Regions from separate parts of the Homo sapiens genome. Here all the other regions are linked to region 1. The links are chromatin loops, found by intact Hi-C in ENCODE. Cell type or tissue: endothelial cell of umbilical vein. All regions are shown on one strand. Links, peaks and the distances in the headings refer to the core of each region. The heading gives the core; the rest is flanking DNA.

The links. A loop is a pair of places that touch in the nucleus more often than their neighbours do. Peaks named below come from ENCODE experiments on the same cell type or tissue, not always from the same donor. Only the 100,000 strongest peaks of a DNase experiment are listed, where the experiment ranks them.
Region 2: a loop joins it to region 1, with 3 times the contacts of the local background. A loop is called at or near these places in 20 of 110 quality-filtered maps.
Region 3: a loop joins it to region 1, with 16 times the contacts of the local background. A loop is called at or near these places in 90 of 110 quality-filtered maps.
Region 4: a loop joins it to region 1, with 5 times the contacts of the local background. A loop is called at or near these places in 23 of 110 quality-filtered maps.
Region 5: a loop joins it to region 1, with 2.7 times the contacts of the local background. A loop is called at or near these places in 3 of 110 quality-filtered maps.

What each region holds. Positions count from the first base shown.
Region 1 is chr12:27,817,796-27,824,296 of GRCh38, forward strand. LOC105369709 (a long non-coding RNA gene) reads right to left here and starts at 6,311. Exons shown (of 3, transcript XR_931459.3): 1 at 6,193-6,311; 2 at 2,993-3,118. RefSeq lists enhancers at 3,783-4,982, 4,432-4,501, 4,522-4,681. In endothelial cell of umbilical vein, for the core only: a CTCF peak has its summit at 3,573; DNase peaks (open chromatin) are centred at 3,576 and 4,466; H3K27ac peaks cover 2,689 bases.
Region 2 is chr12:27,769,610-27,776,110 of GRCh38, forward strand. It overlaps MANSC4 (MANSC domain containing 4), which reads right to left. Exons shown (of 4, transcript NM_001146221.5): 2 at 1,439-1,973. The coding sequence starts at 1,667. Among named protein-coding and RNA genes, the nearest start is that of KLHL42, 7.4 kb to the right of the region's middle. In endothelial cell of umbilical vein, for the core only: no CTCF peak of the experiment used is centred there; a DNase peak (open chromatin) is centred at 3,172; H3K27ac peaks cover 751 bases.
Region 3 is chr12:27,730,131-27,736,631 of GRCh38, forward strand. It overlaps MRPS35 (mitochondrial ribosomal protein S35), which reads left to right. Exons shown (of 8, transcript NM_021821.4): 6 at 5,317-5,426. Among named protein-coding and RNA genes, the nearest start is that of MRPS35, 23 kb to the left of the region's middle. In endothelial cell of umbilical vein, for the core only: CTCF peaks have their summits at 2,365 and 3,123; a DNase peak (open chromatin) is centred at 3,141.
Region 4 is chr12:27,937,668-27,944,168 of GRCh38, forward strand. No RefSeq gene overlaps it. Among named protein-coding and RNA genes, the nearest start is that of PTHLH, 32 kb to the right of the region's middle. In endothelial cell of umbilical vein, for the core only: a CTCF peak has its summit at 3,348 (motif pointing left); a DNase peak (open chromatin) is centred at 3,294.
Region 5 is chr12:28,869,502-28,876,002 of GRCh38, forward strand. No RefSeq gene overlaps it. Among named protein-coding and RNA genes, the nearest start is that of FAR2, 280 kb to the right of the region's middle. In endothelial cell of umbilical vein, for the core only: a CTCF peak has its summit at 3,386 (motif pointing left); a DNase peak (open chromatin) is centred at 3,360.

The DNA.
Region 1 (6,501 bases), core at 990-5,989:
CCAAATTACTATCCATAGTGTAGAGGAGAGGCCACGCAATTCCCACGCACTTCACTCCTCTCTCATCCTCCTATTGCCAGTGAATTCTCTCCCTCTCCTAAAGTTCAAAACCACCAGCCCCAACTTGGCAGCAACCCGGGAGACAGGGCAACAGCAGCCAGGGTGGCAGCAGCTGTAACCTCTTGCAAATCACCTCCTCTGAGTCTAAATTTCACAAACACATAGTTCAACAGTTGCTAAAAACACTCATTGCTTCTTGGCATCTAAAGAAGGCATTTCAGGACTCCTCAATTTTAATTAACTAGGCATTTCAGGACTCCTCAATTTTAATTAACTATCTCAAATATTAAAGAACATTGCTGAGTTTGCTGAAGCATTTTTACAGTTGTAGAAGAAAGCATCGGGTGTGAGGGGAAGACCTTCACAGAAACACATGCTATTCTGGATACGTGACCATTTATGAATATGTCCTGCTTCATTTAGTTATTGTCAGGTTCCCGACTACACCAATTATGTTCAGGGTCAGGTACCAGCCCATGCTGCAGTCTGGAGGGAGTGAGTGGATGAGCAGGAAGAACACCTGGGGGCCGTAGGCAGGTGAAAGATGGTTTTATTCAGCAGCAGCTCTCATCAACGCTTTCTCACACTGTCTGCCTGTCTCAGCTGCTTAGTCCAGCTCCCACATGCAGCTGTGCAGCTGGCTCTCCCTTGCCTTCAGGGTCAGCAGCTTAACTCTCTCTCTCTGGGCACAAGTGAGCCAAGCTGTGTCCTGGCTCTCCTCTGTCCATCTCCAAAGACGAACAGCTTTGACACTGTCTCTGGTGCCAGCATGCCTGCACAGTGTCAACAAGGCAATTATACCTTTTACAGACAATAGCGGCTTAGGGCCAAGGAATGGCCTTCCCATCTCATGGCTACATGGCTGTGATAACAAGTGGAGTTATACGCCTGTGCTGTAAACTCGCTGAGTCACTCAGGATGTTTACCTCAGCCTATCCTTGACCAAAGCACAGCCATGTTTCTTACGGTTATGAATTAACCTGAAAAGGGGAGACAATTGACTAACTTTGAGTAGGCATGTTTGAAAAGAGGTGGATTGCTAACGTGCAGTATTTTGTCCATAGGATCAAATATTTTAGGAAAATACTTCTTGTTTTCTGATATTAGTGCTAGGTTTTCCTTTGCATCAGGGCAAGGATATTTACCCCCAACATCAAAAAAGAATGGCCCTACCTTAATTACTTACTACTCACCATGGAGAAGTATAATTCTTTTGTGTACTATGAACATTTAATTAGTGGCCCTTTTTGGAATGCTCGGTTGGCACTCCTGTGTTACTTATCAACTTTTTCTGGCCTTGCCACTGCAGTTGCTCCTAATGCCTAACTCCTTAATGATGTGATCATCTTCCCAATCAGATGTGTTGGGAAGGGCAGCACATCTCAGATGGTAACTGAATGCAGTTCACCTGGGCATCTTGTCACCTGCAGATTTTCATTCAGTCGGTCAGGAGAGAGCCCATGGTTCCTCTTTTCTAACAAGCTCCTAGTTAATGCAGTTACTGCTGGTCACAGAGCCATGCTCTTGAGTAGCAAGGTATAGTGGAGGAATGACAGGCAGCGTTAAGAGGGAAGATTACCATTCAGAGAGCCACAAACCACCTGGGAAAATAATATACCAAGAAGAGGTGAGAAGTATGTATATGTGATGATGTATTTATTCATATTAATGTATATGTGTGAACATATGAACTATCTCTGCTTAAAAATGGCATTCTTCAATAGATGCTTTGCAAAAAACATTTAAAAAGGAGGTATGGCCGGGCACTGTGGCTCATGCCTGTAATCCCAGCACTTTGGGAGGCTGAGGCGGGTGTAAGAATTAAAGAAAGAGGAGAGAAACGTGAAGGGTGGCTTGCCAGTTCACAAGGACAGGTTTATTTTAGGAAACAAATCTGAGAGGGACTTCTGGCCGAGTTAGGTCAGAGCCACACTCTCTTATACACTAAAAGTTGTTAAGGATTTAGGGTATGAGAGTTTATCAGAGGCTTGGACTGCTTCTGTGACTCTTTGTTGTGCTTATCTGAGAGGGAGAGTTGTGTGTCTGTTCCCATGCATCTTTTTGCAGCTGCAGGCATACCCCCGAGTCTGCTTTTAGCTTCCCTATTTTAGCGCACCTGAAGGGAAAGGAATGTGCTTATTAAGGCCCACTGTTTTACTGGGGCCCATTGCATGAGGGTGAAGATTGGCAGTTACCCAAGGAACTTTTCCCCCACCTCCCTTTATGCCTGAGCTGTCTTATCTGTGTTTTACTCTCTGCTATTTCTGGCTGCTTATAGTTAGAAGAGAAGTGATTTCCTTGAAATGCATGAGGCTAGAAAGGGAGCTGGAACTTAAAGTGGTGGTGTTTGTCTGAGATGACGGTGCTGCTGCTGTCAGTGGGCAGATCACTTGAGGTCAGGAGTTTGAGACCAGCCTGGCCAACATGGTGAAACCCCATCTCTACTAAAAATACAAAAATTAGCCGGGTGTGATGGCGCGTACCTGTAATCAGCTACTTGGGAGGCTGAGGCAGGAGAATTGCTTGAACATGGGAGACGGAGGTTGTGGTGAGGCGAGATCGTGCCACTGCACTCCAGCCTGGGTGACAGAGCGAGACTCTGTCTCAAAAAAAAAAAAAAAAAAAAGGAGGTATGAAGCTATTTAGGATGTTTTATAGATAATCTTAAATATTTGGTGTGCTGTTGCTTAAAATGAGTGAATATATATAAAATGCCTAGTGCTGCGATGGGTTTAAGTACAATGTGTTACTTATATTTATTATTATAGTTTTATGCTGCTTCTAGGATTCAAAGGTCGAGGAATTAGAATAGAAAGGTGTTCCTTGGAGAAATAAATTGTTCACAATTGGAAAAGGACAGGCACGGAGATAGTCACCAGGAAGTGGAACAAATCAAGAACCACCCATGTCTTTTACCACACAATAGCCATACCAGCTGGAGGAAGGACTGTAAGTACCATCTTTCCAGAAGTGCGCAGGTTATGGAATAGCTGCAGCATGAGAGGCTGTCACTGCTTCTCGCCTCAGTCACATTTGCAGCCTGAGACTCTCCTGACCACTGGAAAAACAAAACAAAACAAAAGGAACACAGGAAAAAAAGTTAAATTTCCCTTTTAAAAATAGAAAAAGTAAAACCAGCATTAGGTTTAGCAATTATCAGCAGTAACTGAATTTTAGGGAGAAAGGCAGTGAATTATAGCAATATGAAAAAGCACTCTTCATCCAAAATCAGATTTGTTAATTCTAATTTTTTATAAAGAAAGAAAGCAGTTATTTTTACAAAACAGTATAATTGAGATTGTGTATTACAAACTAAATTTTTATACCACGATTTTATTGTTCTCTCATCCTGTTTGAGTTGTAAAGTCTTGTTTTTCAGTGGAGTTTATAGTCTTTAATTAAAGCTGGTGGAACTTACTTTATAAATGTAAATGTTTATCAGTTGCTGGGGAAAGCTTACTAGGATTCAGCAAAACCATTAATATACAAAGCACTACCATCCACCTAGTGGTAAAAATCCAAATTGCAAGCATTGCGTCTAAGTTGAGAGGCTCCAAACCGCGTTTGAGGAGTCCGCCAGATTTCAGCCTACCTAACCACAGGGGCCACGTGTGGTCATCTGCGGCTCTCATTCCTTTTGGGGGGTTCAGTGCACCCAGAGACACATGGGCTGCTCATGCACTGCTTTTGAGGCTGGAGTTAATGCACTCCTGAAAAAGCACACTCTTCACTCTCTTCTTAATTCCTTAATACATGTTAGACCTCTCTGTATGTGGGAGAAAAATAGCTAATACTCTAATTATTATAACTATATTCAAAATTATGTAGTAAATACTTTCTCAAGTTTGTGAATAGAATGGAAGAAATGAAATAAGTATTTAAAAGGTCTGTTACTACTGATAAGAGCTTATCTAAATTGAAGTGACAAAGACCATAGTAAAAATGATGACTAGGAGGAGGCTCAGAGAATGTTCTACACTGTTTAAATTCTTATTGCTTTCCCTTGAGAGGCAGTGTAATATAATGGAAAAGCACTGGCAATGAACAAACTTGGTTGTGGGGCTTTGGGAAGCCCTCTGAGCCTCAGTTTCTTTACTTTTAAAATGGGGCGATAACTTGGAACACATACTATCATGAGATTAAATAATATACGAAAAGTAATTAATACCATGTGATCACAGAGCCTGGTTTACGGAGTAGAGGCAAAAGTCATAAGTTTTTCCTTAGTTTCTGTATATTTGTGAGGCGTTCAGCACCTCCAGCAACACAGTATCCTCCAACACCACCTGGGCTCATGAGCTCAGCATTGAGTCAGAGGAAAGGAGGTCTCTTTCTGATTCATGGTTCCACTTCCTGAGGTTCCTTAGTCATCTGAACTGGTCCAGACGAGGCTGCCCCTACTGAGAAATGTTCATGTTCTGTTTTGAGTCAGGTTACATTATTTACTGATAGTCTTGCCTGGATGTAAATGGTGTTTGTGTATTGGTTCACGATGTGGCCAAGGTAACACATACGTTCTTCCGAAGCTGGCTTTCATTTTTTTGGAGAAAGTTATGAATAGCCGCAGAGAACTGGAAACTGTCTTTCAGCTTGGTGGAACAGCGGAAGTCGGCAATAGGTGGAGTGGAAGCTGACTAACTTGCAGGGTAACCTCTGGGGAGGGTTACATAACCTCTGGGTTTGCCACCTGTACTGCGAAAGCCATGAACTGAGGGTTGCTCCCCTGCTCCTGGTGAGGGGTAACTGAAAGAGTGGTTTCCACCCACTCTTATGAAACATTAGCATTTCAATCACAGTGATTGCCACATTTATGGCTGTTAGCACTATATGACTATGGTGGTAAATAATTTGATTTATGTGAATTTAGCTTTATGATTTGAATGAAAAGAATACAGACTCACAAGAGTTAGAATTACTGGTTTCTTCTTTTTTTTTTAAAGGTACACAATACTGTCCCTCTACTTATTAAATAATACATGCTTAAGGCAGAATATTTGATATACAGATGCTCTTCAAGTTACAACAAGGTTACGTCCCAATAAGCCCATCATAAGTTGAAAATATTGTAAATCAAAAATACATTTAACACACCTCACCTACTGAGCATCATAGCTTAGCCTGGAACACTTACATTAAATATGCCCAGAACACTTACATTAGCCTACAGTTGGGCAAAATCATCTAACACAAAGCCTATTTTATAATAAAGTGTGGAATATCTCATGTAATTTATTAAATTCTGTACCAGAAGCAGGAGACATAGATGGCCATTTTGTGGACAAGATGGCATGTGAAAACACAAAACATGGTATCCAAAAAATGCTGGCAACACAGTGCCCTGCAGAGACTCAGTTTTTGATCTTCGTGGTCGTGTGGCTGACTGGGAGCTGTGGCTCACTGCGCCTGCCCAGCATCGTGAGAGAGTGTGGTACCACATATCACTAAACTTGGAAAAGATCAAAATACAGCACTTGAAATAGGGTTTCTACTGAATGTGTATGGCTTTCATACCATTGTAAAGATGAAAAATCATAAGTCGAACCATCCTAAGTTGGGGACTGTCTGTACATGGCATAATGAAAACAGTCACTCACAATCAGGCTATACATCCTAGTGCTCCTAGGACAGTCTCAGTCCAAGTAGTGCCCCCTTTCGCTCTCAAGAGTGTCCCAGTTTGAAGGATAGTTTATGTAGTCACTCTGCTACCATAGTGTCCCTAGACTGCCTCACAGAGGTAACTGCTATGCACGTGTTGGCCAATGGTTATAAAATCCATTTTCCAACAATAAGGTCATAGCAGAGTGAGGAAGCTCCTACACTGGGGAGCCCCATAAACCAGGTTCTGGAGTTTGACTGGGTCACTTACTAGCTCTGTGACTTTAAGCAAATGATTTTCTTAAAAAGATGCAATTATTTCCTTGTCACATCTTGTCAAATGCATCAAAATAATATATGCTTATGATAAATTCTAACAGTATAAAAAGGTACAAGCTGCTGCCCGCTGCACCCCTCCCCTACTTCCCAGAAGTAATCATCTTCTATTAGGCTAGTTATTTTACCTCTTTGCTCCTCCTTCTCTCAACTGAAAGATGGGGATTATAACACTCCTCGCATAGCCTCATCTATACTCACCTTATGTGCCCGGCACAGGTCCTGAGGTATAGTCAATGCTAAAAAAATGCTTATTAAATTAAGATTACTGGCATGTTCTTTAGTAGCCTGCTTCTTTTCACTTAGCAAGTATACAGAATGGTTTCTTAACCTCATTTGTAATAAACAAAAATCCCCCAGTAAATATGGAAATGTGAATTTTCTGAGGGGCCTCTATTCAAATGTTCTTAAGCAAATATTACCAGGTTCAATAAGCATAGAAATGGAACCATCATCCCCCTGCTAGAAGCTGGTCCTTCCAGGTGGGGCTTGGGGCAGTCTGGGTGTGTG
Region 2 (6,501 bases), core at 774-5,773, 48 kb before region 1:
ATCTGGAAGGTGGAAATCCAGATTGGCTATCTTTTCAAAAAGATTTCCTCTTATTAAATTAATTATTGTAGCTCCAATTTTCATCTCAAAAATCTTACATACATAATCTTACATACACAAAAATCTTACATAGGTAATTGGGCAAGAGGCATTGGAAATTAACAAGTTGATATGAAACCATGGAAAGAAAGTGTAGAACAACCAAGGGAATTATTTTAAAGTGCTGTGTTGCTTTTGCTGTTTATTTTCAAGTAGCATTAAAATCTTGGAAAAATGAAAAAGAAATGAAAGAAGTCTTTAGGCAATTATAACTTGAAATCCTGCAATAATAAAATAAACATTCTTAATTGCAGGTCTTGATCATATTATATGGATGAAGTCTACACGCAGATTCCATGTGACAGACAAAACATCTATGAGGAATATTTGGAAATATGATTTTGGGGCGGGTATTTGACATATATCTCCCTGTTTCTTTCAAAACATGAATCGCACTCTAAATTGTTTTTTAATACATTCCACATTTGGTAAACCCAAGTCAGCACATTTTAGTTTAGTTGTGTGTGTTTGTGTGTGAGAGAGAGAGAGAGAGAGTCAGTCTCACTCTGTTGCCCAGGCTTGAGTGCACTGGTGCGATCTCGGCTCACTGCAACCTCTGCCTCCTGGGTTCAAGCGATTCTCCAAACTCAGCCCCCCGCGTAGCTGGGATTACAGGCGCCTGCCACCACCCCTGGCTAATTTTTGTATTTTTAGTAGAGAGGGGGTTTCACCATGTTGGCCAGGTTGGTCTCCAACTCCTGACCTCGAGTGATCCACCCACCTCGGCCTCCCAAAATTCTGAGATTACAGGCATTAGCCACCGCACCTGGCCCAGCACATTAAAAAAAATTTGATATGATACTAATATCACAAAATGTACTTTGAAAGGGAAATTATAATAAATATTTGACTGGGTGCAGTGGTTCACATCTGTAATCCCAGCACTTTGGGAGGCTGAGGCAGGAGGATCACCTGAGTCCAGGAGTTCGAGACCAGCCCGGGCAACATAGTGAGACCCTGTCTCTAAAAATTTAAAATAAAATGAGAAATAAATAAATATTTTTAAAATCATGTATATTTTGAGCTGTAAAAATATTGTAAATTAACCTTAGGGGAAATACTTTCATTTAGCATTTTGGTGAAGAAAAGAGGATTCTGTTTCCTGTAGGTGCTATCAAATTCTGGGTCATTATTAGATCTGTAAATAGAGCCTGCTGTGGCCCAGACTGTGAAATCAGTTTCACTGGCTCTCTTACCTCTCCCTCTCTCTCCCACACCCTAGGGCATCTTCTCTAGTTCTTTACAACTGTTTACTGGCCTCTGCCTAAGGCTCCTCACTTAGGGCTTCATCCTTGGAAGTTTCTTCTTATTTTTGCCCAAGCATATCATGAATACTTACCATCCTTCCGAAGACAGCAGCTCCTACTGCACTTCTGGCCAGTGCTTTCAGAATAATACTTCAAGAACTGGGCTCCCAGCTTCTGAGACTCCTCCAGATTGATTAGAAGACCTGGGAAGCGACGGATCCAGCAGTCTCTGTAAAAAATTGTGGGTGAGCAGAGAGAGTCTGATGTCCACCCCATGCTTAGGAGCAATATCACGTTCACTGCTACCTCTGCCACATGCATTTTTCCTGTATGAAGGAAGACTCGAAGATAAGTCTGATTTCCAGACAGAAGCTGAACACTGGAGTTTAGGACAGTCTCTGGAACGTCAGAGGTGTTGTTAAGGGAGAGCTTCCTTGCAGCTTTTCTGGAGAGTCACTTTCTAGCAAAATAAGACCACTCTTTGCACATTGATTTTTCTTTTCTTCCCGAGCTCCAGGTGAACATTTGATTTGCTGGCATTCTTTCTGAACACTTTCCAGGCTATTTCAATACCCTGTCCCTTAGCATCTTAAGACGTGCATTCTCTTTTCTGCTTTTCTTCTTTCTCTGAAAGTGAATAGTCACAGACACCTTTTGCTAAGTAAATATAAAGGCAAGTGGAAACCTTAGTCAAGAGGCTTTCTGAGGGAAACAACAAGTTAGTCACTTGACATCAGATAAAGGAAGTATCCATTTCATCATAAACAAGACATGATTTTGTGAGGGCACTTCTGTTTGATTTTTAAAGAACTTGTGATTGCAGATTGTTTTTTAAAAAATCATCTCGATTTCTTTGAACTTAAGTTCTGGCATTCAGGTTCACCAAAAATAATTTTTTTGCACTGGTTTGGGTTTTCATTCTTACTTAAAAAAAAAACCTTGGCCAGGCACAGTGGCTCACACCTGTAATCTCAACACTTTGGGAGGCTGAGGTGGGAGACTGCTTGAGCCTGGGAGGTAGAGGTTGCAGTCAGCTGAGATGACACTACTGCACTCCAGCCTGGGTGACAGAGCGAGACCCTGTCCCAGAAAAATCAAACCAAACAAACAAACAAACAAAAAACACTAGGAAAATGGTGAAATCTTTTTAAATTTCTAAATAGTAATAAAATCATTTCAATTGCAATGCCCAAACATTTGAAAAGGCAGTGAAAATGGACTGTTGCTTTTGTGAAAGTTGTGGGTTTCATATCCTGTGACATCCAAGGTGACAAATTAGCTCAAAGCATAAAACTGTTGCTTTTTTGTATCCAATTTTATATGAAGCATTAGTGATAATCAGCTTTTGGCACAAAGCACTCTACTGTTTCTTCTAAAAAAAGAGAAACTTTCTAATCTGTGATCCGTATTTCTTTTATACCTTTTTATACAATGACTCATTCACCTTCTTGACACAAAAATCATCAGCATTCTTTGAACGTTCATCTCTTCAACTGTTTCCTAATAATAGTCAATCTAGTTATTACATATCTTTTTATTTTTAGAAACATGATAATAATTGATAATGAAAAGGAAAGTAGTTAAGACTGAATAGCTTTAAATATGAAACACTTCATTTTCTTCTGAGCAAAAATTATATTATGCACTAACTCCTAACCTTGCCTAAGCCACATAGAATACACAAAATGATAAATATTTCATTCTATTGAACTTCTTACAGAAAGCAAATTTCAGTTGCTCACCTGCAAAGACTCAGACATTTCCATCTGTTTGAAGGGATAGGGAAGAGAGGTTTTATAATGGCAAAGGAAGGAAGGGAAAGGATGAGTAACAAAAAATTACTCTCGATATTTTATGAGATTCCATGGCTATTTCTCTTAGAAAATGCCCTCGAGACATAAACAGGAAGGTCTACTCTCTAATCTTATAATCTTCAAGTCTTTGAGTCATATTAAGTATAGGTTCTTTTGTGTGCTATATAATTCTTTGAAGTTCTCGTATTCCTTTCAGGGATAATGGAACAAGCCACAATTGTTTAACCCTTTTGCTGTCAGATTATATTTAAATAAAGATCAAAGTTTCATTTTAAAGGACCTAGAAGTCTTGGCCAGGCGGGGTGGCTAATGCCTATAATCCCAGCACTGTGGGAGGCTGAGGCAGGAGGACTGCTTGAGCCTAGGAGTTCGAGACCAGCCTGGGCAACACAGGGAGACAGGGTCTCTACTTACTAACTAACTAAAGCCCTGCAGGGGCTGGTGCTATTAAGAAACAAAAAACAAACAAACAAAAAAGGGATCTACAAGTCTCAATGTAAAAGCATGCTTTAAATTTTGTAAAACTTTTTCTGGAGATTGCATTGTCTGGAAATGGATAACTTCTTGGGGCCAAGTGTTTTAAAAAGAAATGGTAGAAACTGGAATGCAGAGGTAGAGGGAGGCATCCATAACAATCTCAAAACTTGTCCCTGTGTGCTGAAACTGCAGAAACCAGGAAGCAATGCAACTGAATCAAAACTTGTTATAAGGCCTTGTTATCAAATACCCAGAACCACTACACTGTTGCAATGTGGAATACATTATATTTCTTTCCAATAGGGTGCTCTTGCTCTGCAGAGGGGTTCACAAATGTGATTTGTACTTTAAAAGTCACGACAGCCTGATTCAGTAGCTGTTGAGTGGAGAGTGACATTCTTATTTTTACAAGAGTCCCAGGTGATTTCCTAAGATGTTTGGGAAACACTGATATAGATAGATGAGCGAAATAAATGGAACTTTTACCTAAACAACGATGCTCAACCTAGTTAACTAGAACCATTTAAAGACCATATACTACTTTTATCTCATTTAAATCACTCCATAAGCTTTGATGAAAGGAAGATACTTCAGTTTTGCTTGTTAAAAAACAGGAATAGGCCAGGCATGGTGGCTCACGCCTGTAATCCCAGCACTTTGGGAGGCTGAGATGGGCGGATCACTAGAGGTCAGGAGTTTGAGACAAATGTGGCCAATATGGTGAAACCTCATCTCTACTAAAAATACAAAAATTAGCTGGGTGTGGTGGCACACGGCTGTAATCCCAGCTACTCGGGAGGTTGAGGCAAGAAAATCACTTGAACCTGGGCAGCAGAGGTTGCAGTGAGACGAGATTGCACCACTGCACCCCAGCCTGGGAGACACAGCAAGGCTCTGTCTCAAAAAAACCAAAAAACAAAACAAAAAAAAAACCCCAGAAATAAAGTTGTTTTAGGAATATTGAGGAACTGAAAAAACAAAGAGAAATAATTTTTAAATAGTAGTGAAGTAATAGCATAGCTTTAGTAAATTCAAGACATTTGGAAAGCAGTCAATATTTCACCTTTAATTAATTATTTATTTATTTTTTGAGAGTTTCCATTTCATTTGCTGATAAAATTAATAAAAATTATTTTTTAAAAAATGGTACCTGAAAAACTTAAATGTTTTTTCTTTAAAAATGTTTTTGCTTCTATTAAATCAACATATGTTCACTTTAATAATTCAAATCATATAGAAAAATACAAAAAGAGAAACTATTCAAGCACTTACCATCTTAATAAACATCTTTCTGGATATTGTTATTTAAAAAAACATATGAACGTCAAAATACAAAATTACAACAAATTTAGTTTAAAGACCTTAATTGGCTTTTATTTGTGATTCCAGAATAGGGCAACACCTCATTCTATAAAATCCAATAAACTGAGCAGAGGAGGTGGCTTTGTTGATGGAAAAGAGCTGAGGAAAGCAGAAATAGAAAATAAAAAGCAGGGGCTGGGCACGGTGGCTCACGCCTGTAATCCCAGCACTTTGGGAGGCTGAGGCGGGCAGATCACGAGGTCAGGAGATCGAGACCATGCTGGCTAACATGGTGAAACCCCGTGTCTACTAAAAATACAAAAAAATTAGCTGGGTGTGGTGGCAGGTGCCTGTAGTCCCAGCTACTCGGGAGGCTGAGGCAGGAGAATGGAGTGAACCTGGGAGGCGGAGCTTGCAGTGAGCTGAGATCGCGCCACTGCACTCCAGCCTGGGCGACAGAGCGAGATTCCGTCTCAAAATAAATAAATAAATAAATAAATAAATAAATAAATAAATAAATAAGATTACTTTCCTTGTAAAGGTTAAAGCAGAGGGCACTGCCTTATCATACTGGTTAAAAGCGGCCTGTCTGGGGATTTGGTTATTATCTCTCTCCTGATTTTTTCAAAGATCAGATACAGATCTTGGTTCTGGCTTGGTGGCATCATGGAACATCACCATGAGTAACTCCATTTTGGTTTCATCTGTTGGGGCTAGTGCAGGAGCTCAGTTCAAACCAATGGTCTTGGCTGGTGCGGTGGCTCACACCTATAATCCCAACACTTTCTAAGGTCGAAGAGGGAGAATTGCTTTGAGCCCAGGAGTTTTGATATCAGCCTGGAAAACATAGGGAGAGCCTGTCTCTACAAAATTTTAAAAAATTAGCCGGTTGAGGTGGGGCCCATGAGGTTGAGGCTGCAGTGAACTGTGGTTGTGCCACTGCACTCCAACTTAGGCAACAGAGCAAGACCCTGTCTCAAATAAATACTAAACAAACCAATGGTCTATACATTTTATTTATTTTTAAATTTTTTTGTAGAGACAAGGTCTCACTATGTTGCCCAGGCTGGCCTCAAACTCCTGGCTTGTGCAATCCTCCCGCCCTGGCCTCCCAAAGTGCTGGGATTACAGGAATCGGTCACTGCACTGGCCTCCTATAAATTTTATTTTACAGTATATAGGTTTACATAAAGGGAATCATATATGCTGTTCCAAAATCTGTTTTTTTTTTTTAAACTTTATGTAAAAGTATATTTTTCAGCCAGGCGTGGTGGCTCACGCCTGTAATCCCAGCACTTTGGGAGGCTGAGGTGGGCGGATTACCTGAAGTTGGGAGTTGAAGACCAGCCTGGCCAACATGGTGAAAACCCGTTTCTACTAAAAATACAAAAATTAGCCAGGCGTGGTGGCAGACACCTGTAATCCCAGCTACTTGGGAGGCTGAGACAGGAGAATGGCTTGAACCCAGGAGGCTGAGGTTGTAGTGAGCTGAGATCACACCACTGCACTCCAGCCTGGGCAACAAGAGCGAGACTGTCTCAAAAAAAAAAAAAAAAAAAAGT
Region 3 (6,501 bases), core at 1,037-6,036, 88 kb before region 1:
AATCAATATTGAATTTATTGTTATTAAAGTCCCTACTTTGTTCAGATTATCTTAGTTTTTTTCTAATACCCTTTTTCTGTTCCAGAATCCCATCCAGTTTACAAATCACATTTAGTCATCATAATTTCTTAGGTTTATCTTGGGTGTGATGTTTCTCAGACTTGACTTGTTTTTGATGACCTTAACAGTTTTGAGAAGTACTAGTTGTATATTTGGTAGAATGTCTTTCAACTTGTTGTGTGTTTGGGGAGAAAAACCCCAGAAATAAAGTGCCATTCTCATCACATCATATCGAGAGTATAGGCTATTAAGATGATTTGTTTTGTTTGTTTTTTTGAGATAGTGTCTCATTCTGTCACTTACGCTGGAGTGCAGTGGCACAAGCACGGCTCACTGCAGCCTCGACCTTCCCAGGCTCTGGTGATCCTCCCACCTTTGTTTCCCCAGTAGCTGGGACTACAAGCGCAAGCCACCACGGCTAGCTAGTTTTCGTATTTTTTGTAGAGATGAGGTTTTGCCATGTTGCCAGGGGGTTTTGCCATGTTGCCAGGGCTGGTCTGGAACTCCTGGGCTCAAGTGATACTCTCACCTCAGCCTCCTAAAGTGCTGGGATTACAGGCAGTGAGCCACTGTGCCGGCCATGATTTGTCAGTGATGATGCTAATCTTCATCACCTGGCTGAGGTAGTACTTGTCCATTTTCTTCACCATAAAATTATACTTCCTCCCCTCTTACCCATACTCTACTCTTTAGAAGAAAGTTACTATGCAGAGCCCACACTTAAGGATCAGGAGGTATGCTCCACTTCTTTGAGAAAGAAGTATCACATAAATTATGTACAGTCCTTTTATATGGCAAATTTGTTCATTCTCCCCTATTTATTAATCATTTATTTATATCAGTATGGACTCATGGATATTTATTTTACACTATGTGTCATAATCCAATAAAACATTATTTTTTTGCTCAAATTGTTCTGAGTTTAACCATTGGGAACTCTTTCCAGTGACTCTTCTGTTCCTTTGCCATGCCCCTGTCATTTGTTTTTAAGCAATTTCTTATTTTCTGGCACTACAAAATGCTCTGGGCTCTTTCCCTGTCCCATTCCTAGAATCAGCATTTCTCCAAGGAGCCCTTACTGATGTGCTTTTGATTTGTCTGGAGGGTGACTACTACCTCTTTGAGGTGCCTCCTGGGACCCTCAAAATATTAACTTTTATACTCTGTGTAGCCTGTACTTTAAGCCAGAACATTCAAAGTACACTGAAGAAATGTGTTGAAAATCTATGCAACCATTTTCGCATTATGTACTAGCAAATAAACAATCTTTAATTTCTGGAATTTTCCATTTTCCTCAGTGATATTGTTGATTGATTTGTAGTTTTCTTTCTTTGCTAGGTTTCAGTATCAGGGCTGTACCAATTTTTTTCTTAATTTAATATAACTTTATTTTTTTGAGACAGGGTCTCGCTCTGTTGCCCAGGCTGGAGTCCAGTGGCGCGATCTTGGCTTACTGCAACCTCTGCCTCCATGGTTCAAGCGATTCTCCTGCTTCAGCCTCCCAAGTAGTTGGAATTATAGGAATGCTCCACCACACCCAGCTAATTTTTGTATTTTTAGTAGAGATGGGGTTTCACCATGTTGGCCAGGCTGGTCTTGAACACCTGACCTCAAGCGTTCCTCCCTCCTTGGCCTCCCAAAGTGCTGGGATTACAGGTGTGAGCCACCGCACCTGGCCTGTGCCATCTTTATGAAGTGAATTATGAAGCTTTCCAATCTTTTTTATTTTGTAGAACAGTTTAAATACACAACAATATACTAAGTTCTTAGATTGAAGCTGTTTTTAAATCACAAAGACAGTATATGTTTACTGTATAAAATTTCAAAAATCCCAATAAAAGAAAAAAAAGAATTGAAAGTTCAGCCATGCTTGTACCATTCCACAGGTTCATATTTTTAAGAACATATTAAATGTTACCTATTTTTCATAATAATGGTAACAACTACAACCAACAGTTGTTGAGCTCTGTTGTGTGTTGAAAAATCTCTGAACTGAGAGTCAGAAAACCTAGATCTTAATTTACGTTATTCACCTCAAGTTTTGTGGGCCTCCGTCTTCAGTCCTAGAATTGACATCCAATGTCCCTACTGGTTCTAAGTTTGCTTATTTTATTTCACACAAAAATAATCTCATTGCTTTATTTGAAGGATGGCACCAGATTTCATTTCTTGTATCATGCTTTTCCTCTTGTCCTCTCTGTGCCTTGTGCTAGCCTGTGATGCCTTCATTGCTCCCTTGTACCCCTTCTGCTGACTTCATGTCTGCCCTGCTAGACTCTGCACCCCACCTGCTGGCTGTTGAGGCTCAGTGGTGGTGTCCTGGATGTGCCATGTAGTTCAAGGGTAAACGTAGGTCAAACAGGTGGACTAAAGCACATGCAGTCCAGCATGATTAAAGCAATATCGTGAAGGTAGTCAACTGTTAGAAACTACTATTGGACATACTCAAATGTTTTAATGCACAGAAAAAAAAATTTTGATAGTCATAAAAGTTTAGGATTAAAAACAACTTATATATAACTTTACTTCAAAAGTGCTTTATTCTATTAATCTCATTTATTTCTGACAAAAATTCTGGAATTAAGTGTTCTTGAGGAAACTGAGTCTCAGGGAGGTAACATGATTTAAGGTAACATTAAATGGCAAATCTACAAATCAAACCAATTCTTGTCTTTTATGTAATACCAGCATTCTTTAACTAACCACATCATACTTGCATATAGAGAAAATATTTCACAAGTTTAGACATTTCCGAATTTATGTAGCTCTTTTTGTGTTAAAATGTAGTCATTTGAAGATATATATATATATATATATATATATATATATATATATATATATATATATATATCCAGCACCTCCTGTGATTTGAAATATCAGTGTTATTTTGGGGATAATGTTAACAGTATTATATCGATTCTTTGAAATGTAGCAACTGAGGGCAAAATATCTAAGTACTTTGAATTTTGATAAAAGACAGTGAATGCCACTCAGCCCAGGTTAAAGTATTAGCCCAGATTAAAGACTACAATGTTGCAGTGCCTTTGAGTGCTACCAGGTGGCGTGAGTGCACCACACAACTGTTCCTGAAATATTTATGATTTTTGGCATAAACTCCATATAGTTATTGAACATTAAAATGTTAATGTTAATGTGAGTTTTAAATTAATGTGAATGTGATCTTACATTACACGTTGCAGTAATGATCAGCTTTGCTGCCTTTTTTTGGACCACTTCTTATATAAAAAGCTAGAATACTTTAAGCTTTTGAAACTTTTAAATTTATTGTTAGACATTATTATGATTTCATTGAAGGGAGGTTTAAAAAAGGCAAAATCACAACATTCTCACTATCCTAATGTAAAAACTATTTATTTTTCTCTCCCTGTTCCCTCTTATACATGCATATGTGCATATATTTGTGTATTCATAATCATAATAAAGGTATATTTTATTTTTTGTAAAAAATTCTTCATATTGGTTTTAATCAGAGTATAAAATGGCTTATTTTATCTGTCAAGTCAGTAACCTGGTAGTTGATACATTCTCTTTCCAGAAAACTGTGGTGATTCACATTGTCTAATTGAGAGTTAATAGTCAGTATTCATATTACTTGAGTTGTTTTTAAGAGTGCATTTATATTTATCTATTTTCTCTACTTCAAATACAAAATACAAAAATTCACAGTGCTTTAAAAAACAATATATCCTCCCTTTTAAAAATTTATGTATTCATTCAGCAAATATTTGTTGCATGCATTTTAAGTGTTAAGCCATTGCCAAGAACGAGATAGCATCATTCTTACCCTCAAGGGTTTCAAATCAGTGGGGAAAAAATGGGAAAATAAATAGGCTACTATACTGTGATGTCTTGAGGGAAGTGTACAGAGTTATTGAAGCTACAGAAAACCAAATAGATTTCAAAATCCTATTTAGCTTTTTTTCTTCTTGATATAGTTACAGCTCTTTTTTATTCTTAATGCTCTCCATAGAAGATTAACCTATACTTTACCTTATTTAACTGTATTCTGGTGTGTAACCTAACCTATCTTCTTTTTTTTTTTTTTTTTGAGGCAGAGTTTTGCTCTTGTTGCCCAGGCTGGAGTGCAATGGCGCGATTTCAGCTCACCAAAACCTCCGCCTCCTGGGTTCAAGTGATTCTCTTGCCTCAGCCTCCTGAGTAGCTGGGATTACAGGTATGCGCCACCACACCTGGCTAATTTTGTATTTTTAGTAGAGATGGGTATCTCCGTGTTGGTCAGGCTGGTCTTGAACTCCTGACCTCAGGTGATCCGCCCGCCTCGGCCTCCCAAAGTAATGGCATTACAGGCATGAGCCACCGTGCCTGGCCTATCTTCTTGTATCAAATGTATTCATCTCTAGATAATACCTTTAGCCCATGCCCTTATTCTCTGCAAATTAAAAATTGTGTTCATTTGTTCTAGCACTTCCCAAAATATGTCTAAGGAAGACTACTGTTGTGAACCGTTCCTTGAAAAGTGGAATCTGACGTCAAATAAATTTGAGAATCATTGCATATTAACCCTGCATTTTGAAATTTCAAGATGCTTATTAGCATATTATCTGTTCTAAAAAATGCTACCTTAAAAAACCCAATTTACCTCGGCATTTCCTAAACATTTTCAACAGAAAGAGCCTTTTAAAAAAATTCTTCTTAGCCTGTGGGAGTAGTGTTAACATTTTGAGAAACGTTGAGCTAAATGAATTTTTCAATTGTTTTGATCCTTCCCTGATGCTGTATTCCAGCTTCCATGAGATATCTGTAGCTTTTAAAAAAAGCTTGTTGCAGTGATACAAGTCTCATAATTGCATGGTAGAACTTGTAATGATGCAAGTCTCATAATTGCATGATAGAAATTTCTTAAAGCCCTTATGTTTTATCTATTTATTTCTATATTCCAACTTAACTAACGCTAATTGAGTTTAATTCTATTAGTGCTACTCGTAAGCACCATAATTTCATTTATTTAACAGATATGTCGTTAGTTCTTTCAGGGAAGGCATTAATGCCCAGAACTTTCAAAGAACTTCAAACAGTATGTTGCCTTCCCTTTTTCTGTTTCCATGAGTAAGATCAGGGTTTATAATATGTCCCAACTGCTTGCTCTGTATAGAAAGGAGTTTGGAAAGCTTTCTTTTTAGTGGATTTAATGTTAATAGGAATAACATTGCTACCTTTTTTTCACTAAACAATTATATGAAATTATTTTTTCAAATAACTTTTCTTATTTTTAAGGTAAAGCTTTCCAGTTTGAATTTAGATGATCACGCAAAGAAGAAATTAATTAAACTTGTAGGAGAGCGATACTGCAAGACCACAGATGTGCTTACCATCAAAACAGATAGGTAATGGAAAAAATGTTCAGCCGACTGGTCACGTGTGTTTCCTCATTGTCCTCCAATTCCTTGGCAGTCCTTTTTAAAGAAACTATATTGAAGATGGGGGAGGGCGTAGCCTTTTCTTATTAAGCAGAGTTCTCTAATTCATATTTTTAATATCCTCACACTGGCCTACTATTGCTGTGATCTTTATGCAGCGGCATGCTTAGCTAATTTAATGTTATTTTTAACCTTGATTTTAATATTTCCATGTATATAAAACTCAAGAGAGAGATTAGAAGAAAAAAGTGTGGTTTGCTAGTGATTAATGCTTAAGCAGGCTTTTACACATTCAAAGCATATAAAAATCTTGTAGTTCAAAAGTAAAATTATTAAATGATCTATGGATCTATTTGGAAATTGATGAAGGCACATTCGTAAATAATCAAAATCTCAGAGCCAGGACAGATGTTTATAAAGGCAATATTAAATTTATCATATATGAATTTATAAATTGCGTCATTTTTTATTTGAAGTAAAGAAAGGTTATTGGTATGTTTTCACTAAATGGCTATTTTATTTTTAGAATTATACTTTAGCTGTTTCCAAATTATGTCAAAATATAAAAAGACCCACTTTTAGAGATAAGTTAAGTGGGCCGATCTGCTGTCTTCCTGCTCATCCCTGTTTGAAAGCATTTGGAGGTGTCAGTATCGATTAGGTCTCATGATTTGCAGTGGTGGGAAGAAGGAGCCTGACACACATGCAGAGATTGCAACAGTGTGGAGGCAGAAAAAGCTCAGGACCATGGTTTGTGATTATTACCATATGGGAGAAAGTAGATTTGAAATATATTAGGAATAGTCTTTTTACTATCTTCAGATAATGTTGGCTTTTCTAGTTCATGCAACTTTAAAAAATGCCTTTAAAATGTTATTGTTTGAAATTCTGTGAGTATCCAATAATGTTGCTTTTTTTTTTTTTAGGTAGTTTTACAAGTGTTAGTGTATGGATATGTTTTATGGTAACTATTTAGAGTAGAGGACTTAAATAAATATAAGTACAGAATAAGCAGTATAGTTGAAGTTATTTGTCATATGAT
Region 4 (6,501 bases), core at 766-5,765, 120 kb after region 1:
CCAAGTAAATGATCAACATCAAACTAGATGTGTAAAAATTAAGAACTATTTGATGTAAATAGGAAAACAATAATAAAAAGGAAAATAACAAATTGGCAAAGAACATACTGCAACAAATATGTTGGATAAAAGGTGAATATCTTCACTCTAGAAAAAGTTAAATTATTTGATAAGATATGAAAATAAAGCAGAAGATACAAAAAAAATAAGAGAAAGTTGCACAATTCAAGGCAGGATAAAAGTTGTGTAATAACCCTTACTGTGAAAAGGCTATGTGCTATACTGTTGTGCAGAGACAGGAAACATCCATTTGGTGTTGGGGAGGGAGACAATAAGGAGTAGAGTAAACAAAATGTGGAAAAATATTCGTCTGTGCATGTAATCAAAGGCATGTATTTTAAAATAGCAATTATCTATTTTTCTTCGATTGAATTAGCAAACACTACAATTCTCAAAACTGGAGTGAAGAAAAGGTAAAAGTGGTATATTCTCAAACACAGACAAGCAATGTAGTATCATGAAAAGATTCATACGGTGTTTGGAATTAGGCAGAATTAAAATCAAATGATAATTCTGCCACTTATAAGCTGTGTGATCTTGGTAACTAATACAAGGGTAAATCTATATTATTAACCATAATATGGTGATGTTTCCTACTTTGCAGCATTGATGTGAGAACAAGTGATACTATGTGCAAAGAATGTAGCTGAGTCCTTGATACATTCTAAGCACTCAGTTTATTCTAAGAGTTCAATAAACAGTGACTGTTTGAATATTATAGTTGGTCATGGAAATTAATAAGAAAAATTTAGCAAGTATCAAAAACTATAAAATGTTCATATTATTTGATCCAGTAATTTTACTTCTGGAAATATATTCTAAGAAAATAACCATTAAGACAAGGAAAAAAATTATACTCACAAAACTATTTTAGTGGAATTATCCAGAATAGGAAATGTTTTATAACAGAGGAATGGTTAACTCAATTTAGATGTAACTATTTGCTGAGTGGAAGTATGATGTGGCTGCCGCAAAGAATGGTAATTGTGAACGCCAAGTCATTTCTTTAAAAAAAATTGGTACTTCTGTGTATCAAAGGGCACAATCAACAGAGTGAAAAGGTAACTTACAGAATGGGAGAAAATATTTGCAAATCATATATCTGATAAGGTGTTAATATCTAGAAAATATAAAGAACTTGTACAACTTAACAACAAAAAGACAAGCTGATTTTAAAAAGGATGAAGGACTTGAATAGACATTTCTCTAAAGAAGACATACAAACATATGAAAAAATGCTTAATATTACTAATCAGAGAAATGCAAATCAAAAACACAATGAGATATTACCTCATACTTGTTAGGATGGCTATTATGAAAACAAACAAACAAACAAACAAACAAACAAAAGTAGGCCGGGTGTGGTGACTTATGCCTGTAATCCCAGCTCTTTGGGACTCAAAGGTAGGAGGAAGATAGCTTGAGGCTAGGAGTTTGAGACCAGCCTGGGCAATGTAGTGGGATCCTGTTTCAACAAACAAACAAACAAAACCCCAAAAGTAACAAGATTGGTAAGGACGAAGAGAAATTGGAACCCTTGGGCACTGTTGGTGGGAAACTAAAATGATGTAGCTCTATGGAAAATAGTATGGAGCTTCCTAAAAAAATTAAAAATAGAAGTACCATATGGTCCAGCAATCCCACTTCTGAGTATACATCCAAAAAAGCTAAATGAGGGATCTCAAAGAGATATTTGCCCATCCATGTTTATAGCAGCATTATTCGTAGTAGCCAAGAGATAGAAGCAATCCAAATGTCCATGAATGGATGGAGGATAAGCAAAACACAGTAAATCCATACAATGGAATATTACTCAGCCTCAAAAAGGAATAAAACAGCCGGGCATGGTGGCTCACGCCCGTAATCCCAGCACTTTGGGAGGCCGAGGCTGGCGGATCGCAAGGTCAGGAGATCGAGACCATCCTGGCTAACACGGTGAAACCCCGTCTCTACTAAAAATACAAAAAGTTAGTCGGGCGTGGTGGCGGGCGCCTGTAGTCCCAGCTACTTGGGAGGCTGAGGCAGGAGAATGGCGTGAACCCGGGAGGAGGAGCTTGCAGTGAGCCGAGATCACGCCACTGCACTCCAGCCTGGGCGACAGAGCGAGACTCCGTCTCAAAAAAAAAAAAAGAAAAAAAAAAAGAATAAAACTCTGTCACATACTACAACATAGATAAACCCCGATAATATTATGTGAAAAAAGCCAGTAACAAAAAGACAAGTATCATATCATTCCACTTATGTGAGGTATTTGAAGTAGTCAAAATCACAGAAACAAAGTAGAATCGTGGTTACCAGGGACTGGTGGGTGTAGTGGAGGAAAAGGGGAATTGTTTAATGGGCATAGACTTTCAGATTTGCATGGCGAAAGAGTCTTGGAGATCTGTTGTAGAACAATGTGAATATACTTAACACTACTAAACTGCACTCTTAAAATGGCTAAGATAGAAAACCTTATTTTTTTGCCACAATAATTTTTAAAAAATGAAAACTTCAATAAATATGAATTGAGTGTGTTTCACTGTGCCATGTCCTGTGGTCTGCAGGGAGATCACTTTGGAAAAGAAAAGGCTGGAGGGACCATCAAGGGCCATTTGAGAAGAGCAGGGAGAAGCCATTGACATTTTTTGAAAAAGTTTCTTTAAGACAGGATCTTGCTCCATTGCCCAGGCTGGAGTGCAGTGGCGCAATCATAGCTCTCTGCGTCCTGGGACTCCTGGTCTCAAGTGATTCTCCTGCCTCCATCTGCTGAGTAGCTAGGACTACAGGCACATGCCACTGCCCCTGGCTAATTTTTAAAATTTTTGTAGAGATGAGGTCTTGCTATGTTGCCCAGGCCAGTCTTGAACTCCTGGCCTCAAGAGATCTTCTGCCGTGGCTTCCCAAAGTGTTGCGATTACAGGCCTGAAACACTGCCCAGCCATCCATTGAAATTTTAAAGCAGGAAAACAGAAACAGTGTAAAATAGATTAGAAGACCAGAAAATTATATGTACAACAACTACGCAAAAACATGCCTATGAAGGAAAACGTGAAAAGGAATGAGCTTATAGGTGATATTTTCCTCCATTAAAAAAGTAATTCTTGTTTTTGGCTCCTCTAACCCATAAATGGAATGGCCAGCAAAGCCACACAATCTGAAAGTTCTAAGAGAAAGGAGAGTGTTGCGTCTTCTTCTATACCTACCTTTCTCTGGCTTACTCCTCCAGTCAGGGGAGTACAAGTTGAATTCAAGGCTGAGTGTCTCCTGTGCTGCCACCTCGTGGTCACTCCCAGGCTGTCAGCTGAATTTAAGAGTATGCCAGTAACATGTTTCATGTTAAATAATCAGAGCACAATTTATGAATATGATTGAAATTATTCTAGTAAACAATCTTAAAATGTGTCTCTTAGATACTAGTCTTGATTGCAAGTGGTTGAGGATGAACCTTGTGACCTTTTAAAATATCTTCCAGCTCTGTTTTATGTGGTTTAAAAAAAAAAACTTTTGAAGCTCTGGAAATTTTATATTAATGTGGCATAATTCATACCAAAATTTTTGTTGGTTTGTGTTTTTAGAAAACTTCAATATTTAATAATAATGAAAAGACACTAGAGGTTTTACAAAACGAATGATGAACTTTAGACATAAATATCATGACTAACATTTTTAAGTTGGCAAATTCAGTATTTTCTTTGCCAACCTGTTATTTTGCAACAAGAAACTTCTCAAAGTGATGATCAAATAGTCCTTAGGCTTAAAAGTGGTATATGTTGACATTGAGAAAAAATAATATTTGAATATAAGAAAATCTGTGGTGCTTGCTAATGAATAAGTTTTAAATCATATGGCATGAAGCAAGTATTTTATTCCATAATTTAGAACTATTTTATAATTAATGGGAAATGCTATTTTTTCCAGAAGACAAATAGACCATACATATTAAATTAATGTAAGAAATTTCAACATCTTACCTTATGCATCGGTTTTTTTTCTTCTTTCTTTTTCCTATTTGTCAATTGTAAAGACTATGTAGCAAAATTTTTGACTTTTTAAATTCCCTAATGATATCTGAATTTATGAATTAATCTATATTTTAGGAAAGGCAGAGGCTCTGGACTCAGATTGTCTGCTTCCAATTCTGACATGACCTTTCTGGGCACATGTTCTTTGAATCAATGAGTTTAATGGTTTTCATCTGCAAAATGAGACAATCACCTTACCTACTTCAGAGGGGTTTTGAAGAATTCAATGAAATAATGCATACAATGCCCTTGACAGTGCTCAGTACATAAGAAATGCTCACTCTTAGGCAATATTACAAATGAAGAGAAGCTATGCTAGTGAAAAAGGTCTGTAATTATCACAACATCATAGTACTCTAATATCTTAATAACTTTCACCAGATCAGTGGTGTGATTTCTTTCTTTTTTTTTGAGATGGAGTCTTGCTCTGTCACCCAGGCTGGAGTGCAGTGGCACGATCTTGGCTCACTGCAACCTCCGCCTCCTGGATTCAAGCGATTCTTTTGCCTCAGCCTCCTGAGTAGCTGGGACTACAGGCGTGTGCCACCATGCCCAGTTAATTTTTGTATTTTTAGTAGAGATGGGGTTTCACCATGTTGGCCAGGCTGGTCATGAACTCCTGACCTTGTGATCTGCCTGTCTCGGCCTCCCAAAGTGCTGGGATTACAGATGTGAGCCACTGCACCAAGCTTGGTGTGATTTCTTTAAAACGTGTGATGTGTGTGTGTGTAATGATCTATTTCTAGAAATGTTTACTTAGGAGTTATTTTGTTATTTAGTTGTTATTTTGAAGAAATTACTATCACATATGCATCTCACAGCCTGTTCTTCCTTAGATATGGATTCTACAGTGTTCAGAATAGAAACAAAATGAGTTTGATCCAGAGCATGACCTGTTACACTGTAAAGTTTTAATTAAAAAGACGTAAGCAAAAATTCAAATCCAAATATTACATATCTCAAAAACTGTTCATACTCTATAATATTTAAAACCACTTCCCATACATGAGTGCTAGGTAAAGCTTTAATAACTCTTGAATTAGCATTTTTTTTCTTTTTTTTTTATTATACTTTAAGTTTTAGGGTACATGTGCACATTGTGCAGGTTAGTTACATATGTATACATGTGCCATGCTGCTGCGCTGCACCCACTAACTCGTCATCTAGCATTAGGTATATCTCCCAGTGCTATCCCTCCCCCCTCCCCCGACCCCACAACAGTCCCCAGAGTGTGATATTCCCCTTCCTGTGTCCATGTGATCTCATTGTTCAATTCCCACCTATGAGTGAGAATATGCGGTGTTTGGTTTTTTCTTCTTGCGATAGTTTACTGAGAATCATTTCTATAAACAAGCCTTTTAAATATCATTTAAGTTCTTTAAAGAATTGATTATTGTCCACCATGTTGTTGTATGATTGGAGAAATAGAACAACTGAGGAATCTTTTATGATGTTATGTAGTCATAATAAGTTTAAAATATATGGTACAAATCAGATCCAAACAATATATGGTATGTTATTTGGATACCAAACAATATATGGTACAAAAATCAGAGAGATGCAGGGAACAGCTCAGAGTCAGGAGTAGAGAATAAGGAATTGTCTATGGAGTGTTCTTGAAGGCGATATGTTGGCAAAGTTCTGGATTTTTGGAGAGACTGTCCCGGACAATCAATATATCTCTGAGTCAGTATATTAGTCTCTTTTTTTTTTTTTTTTTTTTTTTTTTTGAGATAGGTTTCTCACTTTGTCACCCAAGCTGGAGTGCAGTGGCACAATCTCAGCTCACTGCAGTCTTGACCTTCCAGGCTCAAGTGATCCTTGCACCTCAGCCTCCTGAGTAGCTAGGACCCACAGGTGTGCACCATTATACCTGGCTAATTTTTGTATTTTTTGTAGAGATGAAGTCTCACTATTTTGCCCAGGCTGGTCTCGAACTCCTGAACTCAAGTGATTCATCTGCCTTAATATCCTAAAGAGATGGGATTACAGGTGTGGACCACTGCATCTGGCTAGTATATGAGGCTCTTATCAAAGATTGAGGCTGGTCAGGAGAAGCTTGATGGATAGAGAATATGGAGTGAGCAGAAATGCAGAATCTGAAATACGTGGTGTGGTCTGGCTGAAGAAAGAGGGTGTGAATGGTGCAGGCACAGTTGCTAAACATCAGAATTAAGCCTCAGATCCAAGTGTTCTCACCCAGATTTGGTGATGCTGAGAACAGGGATGCTCCGCTCATGCAAAGAGCTGCTATGTTCCTTTCATTGATTCAGCACATGTTTATTCAACTTATGTGGCAGAAACCATTCCAGACACTAGGGAACATGACACAGTCCTTGCTTTAAGGAGCTTAGTGGGTGACAGCTATGTGAACATACAATCACAGAACAGTGTGATAAGTGCTGGACAGAATGCTTAGAACAGGGATTTTGGCATT
Region 5 (6,501 bases), core at 568-5,567, 1.1 Mb after region 1:
CAAATCTGTGTCCGTGACTAGGGAAATGTGGGAGAACTCAAGGGGGCATAAAAATAAAAAGATGATTTCGTTTTATAAGAACATGAAAGAAACTGACATGCTCTGTTGAAGTGCCCAGTAGTTCAGAATGTGACCTTATGTGGAAACAGGGTCTTTGAATGTGACCTTATGTGGAAAAGGGGAAATTGAATGTGGTAATCATTTCTACATTCATTTCCTGGGGCTGCCATTAAAAAGGTACTACATACCAGGTGGCTGAAACAACAGAAATGTATTGTCTCACAGTTCTGGAGGCTAAAAATCCAAACTCAAGATATCAGCAGGACTGGTTGTTTCTGAGGGCACTGAGGGAGAATCTGTTCCACACCTGTCTCCTGGCTTTTGGTAGCATCAGGCATTCGTTGGCTTGTAGATGGCATTCTCTCTGCATTTTCACATTATCTTCCCTCTATATATATCTGTCTCCATGTCCAAATTTCTCCTTTTTATAAAGACACCAGTCATATTGGATTAGGCCCACCCTAATGCTCTCATTTTAACTTGATTACCCATATAAAGACCCTGTTTCCACATAAGGTCACATTCTGAACTACTGGGCACTTCAACGTATCTTTGGGAAAGATAATTCAACCCACAGCAATCACCAAGAAAGTGAAGTGACATGCAGACTTAGAAGCAAACCTAATAAATCTGCATTCTTTAAATAAAAGCCTTGTGGCTCTTCCTCCTCACACAGCTTCAGTCCTTAGACTGACTTGTGCCCGACTTAAATAAGGACTGTGTGTGAACAGAATTTTCTACCTCCTGAGGCTCTGAATATATTTCAAGATAGAACCATGAATTTGTGTATTCATTCCAGGCCAGGTCTGGGGCAATAATTCTAAATCACAGTGCCAAATCTGTTATTAGTTAACTTGTTTTCCAAGCTACTTTTTTATGAGTCTTCATTTTTTGATCTGTCAAATGGGCATGAGTATGTATGTCTTAACTATCCCACTAGAATATATAAACTCTGCAAGTATAGGGATGTTAGTGTATTTTGCTCACTAAAATATTCCAAAGCAGCCAGAACAATGTTGGCACATAGTAGGCAATTAATATGTATTAAATTCATAAATGAATAAATAGGCTTGCTACATGCATTAAGTTTATATTATGCATGAAAAGATCTAAAAGTTAAAATGTTCTGGCCAGGCGCAGTGGCTCATGCCTGTAATCCCAGCACTTTGGGAAGCTGAGGCCGATGGATCATCTGAGGTCAGGAGTTTGAGACCAGCCTGGCCAACATGGTGAAACCCCATCTCTACTAAAAATACAAAAATTAGTAAGGTGTGGTGGCACGCACCTGTAATCCTAGCTACTCAGGAGGCTGAGGCAGAAGAATAGCTTGAACCTGGGTAGCGGAGGTTGCAGTGAGCTGAGATTGCGCCATTGCACTCCAGCCTGGGTGACAGAGCAAGACTCTGTCAAAAAAAAAAAAAAAAAAATTAAATGTTCTGTAATGGAGAGAGTTTGCAGTAGAGAGGAAGAGGTGTGCTGAGGAAGTTAGAAGATGAAGTGTCTGGCCTCAGCACTGCTGACTCACTGTATGGTCTATCCTTAACTGTAAAGTAAGGGAGATAATTTCTAAAGTCTCTTTCACTCTAAAATTCTGAACTTATATTTTTATGACAGGAAATGCAGTGATAATGTGTGTTTCTAAGTCCCATGTAATAGAGGCAAACCCTCTGGTACATACTATACCTACTTTTTGTTCTCAGGCTTTCTTAGGGTCTATGACTAATTTGAACTCCTTCCTTTGTACACAGACTGAACTTGAGCCACACCCTTGAAACCAGTTGAAATGGAACCCATTCTCAAGTGTTTGGGCTGGAACCATGGAAAGAGAGCAGATGCAATGGTCAGACTTTCTCTCATGTGTATTCTTCTCCAGACTTGGTACAAAATTGAAAAGGAAGTTTCATGTGCAGAAAACTACCAGGAATGAAAAGTAGTGGGTTTGGATGACTTTCCCAGAGTGGTGGGAATTTGGAATTCTTATAATGCAAATCAATACTAAGTCCGTTTAGAATCAGACAAACAAAGTGATGATTATTTTACGTTTTTGGGCCCAGAGCAAATCTGCTTCCAGCTAGTCTAGTACCTATTAACATTTATAAAGTTCTTTCTAGTAAAGGACAAGTCTTTGGGGAATAGCTCATGCCTAGCTATTTCGTGCCTTTTCACACTTGGCATAAAACAGATCTACAAATCCAGGTTTTGATGTGGAAATTCTTCCTTGTTATAAGAATTCTGATTCTTGAAATCCTCCCTTTCCCACCCCACTCTCATCTCCTAAAACTACCTGGTGGTGAAAGAAGTCAGTGGGGAATCATTTCTTAAGCATTATGATTGGCCTGCAAGAAAAATCTACTCTGCTGGTTTTATGACCCAGATGGAGGCTCAGACCCTCTCTACCAGGGATGGCAATTCTCATTGACTCCAGACATGCATGCGCTGTCTATCCAGGGCATGTTGTGGGTATCTTCAGTACCTCTCTTCTCCGGGTTTCTAATAACTTTAACTGTTCAATTTCCGCTCCCTTTGCTATCCTATAAAAAATGCAACCCCTTAAAGTGAGGAAGCTGCCTCAGCCAGGAATCACTCAGCTCACACGTACCAATATGTTGCCTACGGAGTTCAATGAGAAGTATGTTTCTTACTCCTTGGATGAATAGCTAGACCTAAAAATCCTATTGGCCCCAAAATATCATGGTATCTTTTGGAATATAAACTCTTTAAGCAATCCTGATATGATTTCTTGATAGTGACCACTTCCTTGTCCAGAGGAGTGTGTATATGGCAGCAATTGTACTAGGTTCTGGGATATAAAGGTAAATGCCACATGAATTTGCCCTCAGAAACTTCACATTCCAGATGGAGAAACAGATAGGTAAACAACCACCTGCAACACAGTGTGAGCTATAGAGATGATAGATAGATATTAGATAGATAATAGAGATAGATATAGATAGGTAGATGATAGAAAGAAAGAATGGACAGGCACATTGTTTAGGGGAAGATTTGTTTCATGTAGGGGTTCCTGGGTGGTTGGTTCACAAAGGGTCATATCTGATCTGGGCTTTGAAGAGTAGGAAGGAAATAATATTCCTGGCAGAAAGAGAACAATGTGAGCAAAAGCAACTTGGGTGCGGTAAAGTAATGGTGAGTAATGTGGTAAAGTATGGTATCTTCTGCATGGCTGGAAGATACCGTATTTTAGGTGGAGTGGTTGGAAATAAACTGGAAAACTTGGACCAGTTCTCCAAGCTCCCACCTGGGCTGACTCTCTAATAGAAGGTCAACTTTTGGCAGCTCAGCAGCTACCCCTACTGGCAAGGCAGAGTTGGTATCATGAATTTTGAATAGGGTCTTGCCTGTCTTGGGAGCAGCATTTCTTCAAAACATGTACTATGCGTTAGCACTTCCAGCTCTAACCTTCATCCTCACCCCGCCATTAAGCTATTCTATGAAAAAGGGATACGAGGGCTAACGATGCATTTGTGATATAGTGCTGCTAATCAGCATAAGGCTATATTCAGCAATACAGGAAATGTCTTTGGGACCCCTGTAGAAGTAGTTGAGGCTACTCAATAGTTTTGTTTGAGGCTACTCAACTGTTTATATTTTCAATAGGTTTCAGTTCCCGAAAGATTATAGCAGTGTGGCCTCCATCAGCTTGTCTCCATCTTATTGATAAATTCATGAAGGTTTTAATACCAGTTACATGCCAGACATGACCAGAAACTTATCCCCATCAAGAGGGAGAATTTCCATCTTCGGAGCTGAAGAAGAGATGAGTGTAACACTTCTAATTTTTTTTCCAACACTCTATCAATTAGCTTTCCCCATATTTTCCAAAAGAAAACTTTACTTTTCTCCTCCACAGAAATTTTGGATTTCTAAGGTGAAGGAACTCCTCCTGATTCTTCAAGTTTAAGGGTGGCCACAAGAAATAAATATATGCAGTGTTTTCCCTGGGGCTTAAGTGAAAAATCTAAGGGATGGGATGAAAGGGACTGAGTAGGGAAACATGAGATTCTTTCAGAGCTTTCAGTCTACTGAAAAGTCCTCGTTTGACCTAAACTCTAATTTTCTAGGAAGTATGGGAGTCCCAGGTTACTTCATTTCCAAGGTACAGGAGATTTCTTTCTAGTTTTGATGATCTACTTGCCCTTCAAAATAAAAGGGGATATTTACAGGAGTCATTACTCTCTGTGACATCCTCAGGAATGATGTCCACCCTTAGCCCAAGCTCGAGAAGAATTAGAGGATGGGACAAAATAACATTCACTTGAGAACAGGTTTTTAGTTATTCCTAGTATCAGGACAAATGCCAAGCAATCTTTCTCACCATCTATGAATGATGCAGCAGGCCCGCCAAAGTCAAACTCTGGGATCCCTCAAGTCACTAAGTCATAACTCAAATCCACATGTTATGGAAGCAAAGACTACTCTTGGTGGCTGTTCTGGTCTAGTAAGACAGTTCTAGTATTGCTCTTGTGAGTAATAAAGGCCAGGTGTCAACAGCTCCAACAGCAATAGTAGAAGCTAAGAGGGGGACAGCAGGGACATAGGTGTCATCCGTTCCAAATTATAGTCTGTGTACAGAGAAAGTGCACAGCCTGGAGAGGACAAGGAGAGAAGAATTTGGCTTATTATCGAAACCAGACATTTTAGTCATAACTGCTCCCTGTTCTCTGACCTTTCTCCCTGTGGCTGGAGTTTGGATTCTAGTCCTAGCTTAAGTCCTTTTCTGTGTAAATCAAGAAAATAGAACTCATTCTAGGTGTTTCAAATAAAAAAAAGGGTACAATAAAGGGAAATGTGCTTAGCAAACTGTTAGAAGGGCTAAAAAAGCAAAGATTGAGAGAGGGTCCACTAACATTCCTGCCTCTTTGGCAAAACAACCGGAAAATGCTGCCACACCGTAGGGCAAAAGACCAGGAAACTGGATGAAAGGCTAGAGTGCAGTGGCGCGATCTCAGCTCACCGCCACCTTCGCCTCCCAGGTTCAAGTGATTCTCCTGCGTCAGCCTCCCTAGTAGCTGGGATTACAGGCATGCGCCACCACATCCGGCTAATTTTGTATTTTTAGTAGAGATTGGGTTTCACAATGTTGGCCAGGCTGGTCTCAAACTCCTGACCTCAGGTGATCCACCCGCCTCGGCTTCCCAAAGTGTGGGGATCATAGGTGGGAGGCACCGTGCCTGGCCAGCCTTCACATCTTGTTCAAAGATTTGTTAATGTTAAATGGTAACAAAAGTCTGTGAGTGAGAGAGTGTAGTAGAATGTATTTCTAACTGTATTTCTTCCATTCCCTATGATATAAGAGAGATTATAGAACAGGGTGGAGTGGGAGCTAAATGACAACAGTCGACATACAGGAAACACTCCTCTGGGGTGTTTACCTTCTGGGTTGAACTGCATGTTCACAGTTGGCTGGTATCTTGGCCTGTGCTGGGTTTCTACACACACTGAGGGAGCCGGTGAGATTGCTTTGTTTCCTGTGATCAAGAGCAGGCTTAGCATGTCAAAAAACGTTATCTTTGTATTGCCATCAAGCAGCATCATGTAGTCTTGCCTTGGCTTCACAATTCAAAAGTTAACATTTTTCCTACATAGTTTTTCTCTCTCCCTTTCCCCATCACAATTACTTCAACAAAATCAAATGGGCATCTTCTCATCCAAAAATACTGTTGAGCACTTTCCTCCTCCTTACTAGAGGCCTCAAATTCATGTCAAAAACCAGACAGCATTAAAGAATAAAAGGATTGAAAGGACACAAGGTAAATAGGAAGAGCTGGGTAAAAGCATATTGCAGTATAAATTAAATTAAATTATCCAAAACTCTCTGTAAGTGAAACAAAAGAGCAGAGAAGGAAAAGCTCATTAAGGCTTGTGCACTTACTGTTGGCTTCATTGGAAAAGGAGAAATACTAACTAGGTTCAGAGGGGAGATTTGGGTAGAAGGAAAGAAGAGAAGGCATTCCAAATGTGCCTATGTATATTGCTTATGTCAGAGTCAGTGAAGGTATCTGTTACGTGGGAGTTGAAGATGGTCTGAGAGATGAATGAAAAATCACACTGATGAAGATCTAGGTAGCCTCTTTGAGGCATTTGTCCTTCATAGGGTGAGGAGTAAAATCCATTGATGGTTCTTTCTTGCTACTACTCTCTATGTCCATATAGATCCAGTATTTTGGTTCCTTGTGGATATGTACATAAAGAAATACCTTAAAATGAAAGCAGAAGAGGGCACTAGGAAATGTCAGACAGATATGGAATCAGCTGTCAGCTCCACCCTTCACTAGTTGTGATAAGTAGTATTCACTAACCCTTAAGTCCCAGATTCTAGGTGTATGTAATAGGCACAGCATGAACATATCTCTCAGGTCTGTTGTGAAAAGTAAAGTGGTAAGGTGAATGATGCACTTCTCCTGGCACCTAACACAGAGTAAG